Regions from separate parts of the Homo sapiens genome. Here region 2 is linked to region 1. The links are chromatin loops, found by intact Hi-C in ENCODE. Cell type or tissue: A673. All regions are shown on one strand.

Region 1 (2,500 bases):
CAACATGGCACATGTATACATATGTAACAAACCACGTTGTGCACATGTACCCTAGAACATAAAGTATAAAACAAAAAAAAAAAAGAAAAAAAATGATGGCACATCCCTGGGGACATGGCCAAGACAGTCCTTTGTGATACATTTTTTCTCTAGATTAGTCCAGAAGTGTTCAAGATTGAGGAGGTGTTAGGTAAGGACTAAGACTAAAGCAGTCTCAGTATTCATCCTTAAAGAATTAGAATCACATTACAGAAAATATATTCCCCAAAGAGACCAGTCCCATAAGATCTTCATAGGTTTGCTATGAAAAAGAGTTTCCGTGTTACTGAAGTGTTTGAGGAAAACTGGATTAGAGAAAATTAAACATGTTTCTTTACTAAAGGATGCATTAAAGAGTTGAATATGCTAATTTGCACTCAGAATCTTTAAGGGAATATAGTATGCAGCATTTAAAAAAAAACTTCTAAGGCTTTAGGGACTTTTTTGTATTTTTGTTTCTAAGTAGCATATGAGAGGATTGTGATTACACAGAACATATTTTGCAAAACACTTAGAATGCAAACATTAGAAAATTCAATATTGCCCAATGAAGAATTCATAATATGACCCAATTAAACAAATATGTTAATGTTTATCATTTGGATATTAATTCAAAAGAGTTAAGTAAGACATTTCTGGTATTTTTAAAGGTATATGCAAAACATACGTACACACAAATCATTTCAGTTCTTTAAATGTCTTGTCAAAGACTTAAATAGACAAAGAAACACTGTGCTGAAGTTAGGTGTAAAGCCATTTGGGAAGACATGTCAGAAAAGGAGAAGAAAATATAAGCACAGAATTATTTCCATTTGTTTTAAATTCTTTTGTTATTATTCATCAATTACCTCCAACAAAATGGTGATTAGAGCAAGAAAAAAGTTTTAAAATATTTTAAATCAATTTTTGTTGATTTCCTGATTTCATTTATGGGGCCATAATTTTAAACATATATAATGTTTTATTATTTTTTAATATGCCCTTATGCATTTGGAAAATAATGATTCAATAATGTATGAATCCAATAAAATTATACTTTTATTTCAAACTACAAATATACATCCACAGTATGCTTCCTTAGTTTTTCCTTGTTAACAGATGAATTTTGTCAAAGGCTGATTTTGGCAAGCTCTCTGTCAAGTGGAAGGTTGTTTGAGCATTATCTAAAACAATTTCTTCAAAGGAAACAAAAAATGAGATTTAAGTATTTGATACTTCATATGCGATTTATAGCAAATATGGCAGGTCACATACTGAAAAAGAGTAAAAAAAGAGACCATTGCTATTTAAAAAGACAGAACGCTCCAATATTTTCTGTTCTAATATTTTAACTTTTTTCATTAAAATTTCCCCTGTCTCAATTATATGACTGTAACCAGTAGGGGCTGCTCTTAGCATTACAGGCAAAGTAATTTCTCTGGAGTTGATAGTTTCAGGACTGGCTCTCAATATAACTGAAACAAATTTAGCTTGGTGAACATTTTATGGCAAAACTATTGCCCTTTTCTTTGTCCAGTTAGATATTATTTTTAATTCCTTGCCTTTATGCTTTGTTTTTAAGCATCCAATATATAAAACCTATATAAATCAGTGAAAATAATACTACCTGCTACTAATCTTTGTAAAATTTTTTATTGGTATAAATATAATAAAGGAAAGACATTAGAGGCTGTATATTCAAAAGATAAACTGCATTTCTAATAGAAATAGCAGGAAGGAGAAAGAAAATATACTTTCATTAATAGCTGTGATTTCAAACAGGAGCTGGCTTTCCTTTTGGGCAGTTCAGAATAATATATTCACCAAAAATTCAAAAAAAGAAAATGTTTTCTCTCTAGGCCGTTAGAGAAATTAGAATATAAGACTGGTTCTGTCAAATAGCTTTTGAAGGTGTACTTTGAAAGACACGAAATATTCTGTATATTAGTATCTGGACAGAAGCCTCGTTATCTGTCAAAGGTTAACTGCACCGTATACATTACGGCTGCAACACTGAAGCGGAGGGGCAGCATAACCCCTTCATAATTCCTAAACTGCACTGTGATTTCCCCAGTCTTGCTGCTCTTCTGTGTTTTATTTATGTTCTAGTGTGCCTGGAGAAGCTCCAAATAGTTGAATAAATCACATGCCTTATGATGTGTAAGTATCATAACTAAGAAAGTCTGATTACTTGTGGTAATACTGTTTCTTTTATTATTTCCAATTAAGAAACATACTGCTAGCCAGATATTATTAGGACTATCCAAGTGCTGGAATCATGTTTTGGACAAGACATCCCTATCAATAACTCATGCATAGACGCCTCAAGGTTATTGCTAATAACATACTTGAGATAGCTGAATTTGAGACTCATTATTAATTAGGAAGTTTGGTACTTTGTCATTACACATAGGGATTTAAGTATCAGCTTGTGGCACTATTGTGTGACAGGAGGGTTGGGAAATTGCAAAATAATTTAGGA
Region 2 (2,500 bases), 58 kb after region 1:
AGATTAGATCTCTAAGAAAAGAGTAAAGAGAGGAAGACACCAGCTAGGAGATAAACTTAGGCAGCATTCATATTTTGGGGGCAGGAAGAAGAAGAAACAGCTACTACAGACACAATTTAAAAGGATTCAAGACTACTGAATATTATCATTTTGCTGAGTATTTAGCATGAAGGTTTTAGGTACAATATTTTATGTAACATTACCCAAGAAATGGTGAAAAGCTAACCTGAAAACAAAAAATTACATAATTTAGCTTTTAAAATTCCATTTGTAAGTGTAGTAAGAGACTGGCATTTGAAATTAAGAAAGGTATTAAGAAACAAAGCATTACTATTTGGAGAAGATAGATAATTCCTTCCAAGACTAAACTATTTAGTGACAGTATGTGAGATGAAGATAATTTGGTTGTTTATTAATAAGATGCAAGTTACTTGCCTAATGAACCATTTTAATCAGTGATTTATCAGTTAATCAGTGTTAATCAGCATTTCATTACTAAATAAGGACTTCATGATGAGGTGGACAAACTCATAGTGTTGCATGACTAATAAGCAGACATCAATTTTTTTCAAAATGATTTTTATTATTGAGGTCTATAATATTCAAAGTTTGGGAAAAGACTATCTTTAGGTTAGCAGAATCCAGTGGCTTCATGAGAGAAGTCCAGCATTTGTGGTTGGATGATTTTGAGATATAGAGTACTTGGTGAATGTCCAGCTTTTCCAAGAACAAGGACCTGGAGAAAATGATGGTATTGTTAACTCTAAGTGAAAACACAGAATAGTCTCAGATAAATTATTATTTCATGTTTGTTCATTTTTCATTTTCTTATCAGTAAAATAATATTGCTTATGTCATACCTTAAAAGGATGAAATTCTAGAATGTTGAGATAAAATCAAACAGATCTTGGGAAGTAGTTGTTCAACTATTCTCTTTGCTCATCAGAGGATGTCTGGAACATTAGATTTGGTTTTAAATGTCGTGTTTTAAATGTTGTGGACTTTATACCTCATCCAAACTCCTGGTGACCAACTCACCCATAACTACAAGTTTTGGTGAATCATCACCCTGTAGGCATTTTTAGCTCTGGGCCTTGTGTCCTCTGAGCTAGAAAACCAAATCTCAATTCTTGACATTCACATCAAGAAAGGATTGGGAGACAGACTGCTGTAATTTCAAGACTTCATGCCTATATCTCATCTCCAGACTGCTTGTCTGGCTTTTTGCTTAATTACCTTTCTCTCTTTCCCTCCTTCCTTCCTTCCTTCCTTCCTTCCTTCCTTCCTTCCTTCCTTCCTTCCTTCCTTCCTTCTTTCCTTCCTTCCTTCCTTCCTTCCTTCCTTCCTTCCTTCCTTCCTTTTTTGAGATGGGGTCTCATTCTGTATCCCACGCTGGAGTGCAATGGCACAATCTTGGCTCACTGCAACCTCCACCTCCCAGGTTCAAGCGATTCTCCTGCCTCAGCCTCCCAAGTAGCTAGGACTATAGGTGCCCACCACCATGCCCAGCTAATTTTTGTATTTTTAGTGCAGACAGGGTTTCACCGTGTTAGCAAGCCAGGATGGTCTTGATCTCTGGACCTCATGATCCACTTGCCTCAGCCTCCCAAAGTGCTAGGATTACAGGTGTGAGCCACCGTGCCCAGCCTCATTTTTTTAGTAAGGGAGCTGGATACAATTCCAGGTGATGTCCTTCCTAAACTGCTAAATTTATTTTATGTTAAATGATTTGCAGCATTATTTCTTATATTGAAACAAATTGATATACCACAGGCTAAAAATTTTAAAAATTATACAAATTTTAAAGATAAAAGCTATTTGAAAAAAAAAAAAAAAAAACGTGTTTGAAGTAGGCCATTTCATGCCCAAAGACCATGAGTATTTGAGCATCGCAGCCCTTAGTTATCAGAGAGATTTGTAAATCTGGGAAGGATTTTTGGGGGACTTGAGTGAAACAGAAGTTTCTGCCTTAATTTAAAAAAAAAGGGAAACTTGAACAACAAAACACAATAACAGAAAAGAATTGGACATCTATGGTATTTTTCTACCTTTCTGGATTACAATCAATTATGTATTATGATGACTTTTTAATCTTTCTCTCAGAAAGAAAATATTCAGTTGCACACAGAAGCAAAAAATATTAGTTCTCAAATAAAAAACTTATAATTAAAATAAGACAGTAGAGCTTTCTAAAGTGTACTCATAAAATATTAATAGATATCCTGCCAACACTTTTTAAACATAAGAAATGCAACTGTGAAAGACATAGAGCAAAATTAGTAACGGAAGAAATTTTCTCACAAGTGTTATTAATGGCATGAACAGAAATCCAATTAAATGTAATCTGTTTCCTACAATAAAAGTGTCCTGGCACAGAAGTATAAATTTTTTTTTTTTTTTTTTTTTTTTTTAGCAAATCTCATCCATGACACAAATCAAAAAGACACTTGCTTAGGAGATTCCTCAAATAGTTGAATAAATAAATACATCTTATTGTTTG

What was found. Hi-C counts contacts between places; a loop is a spot of excess contacts. Peaks named below come from ENCODE experiments on the same cell type or tissue, not always from the same donor. Only the 100,000 strongest peaks of a DNase experiment are listed, where the experiment ranks them.
Region 2: a loop joins it to region 1, with 7 times the contacts of the local background. A loop is called at or near these places in 2 of 110 quality-filtered maps.

Annotation. Positions count from the first base shown.
Region 1 is chr3:76,752,366-76,754,865 of GRCh38, forward strand. It overlaps a transcript of ROBO2 not described here. Among named protein-coding and RNA genes, the nearest start is that of ROBO2, 290 kb to the right of the region's middle. In A673, a CTCF peak has its summit at 1,413 (motif pointing right); a DNase peak (open chromatin) is centred at 1,436; H3K27ac peaks cover 474 bases.
Region 2 is chr3:76,810,525-76,813,024 of GRCh38, forward strand. It overlaps a transcript of ROBO2 not described here. Among named protein-coding and RNA genes, the nearest start is that of ROBO2, 230 kb to the right of the region's middle. In A673, no CTCF peak of the experiment used is centred here; DNase peaks (open chromatin) are centred at 1,087, 1,957 and 2,477; H3K27ac peaks cover 2,221 bases.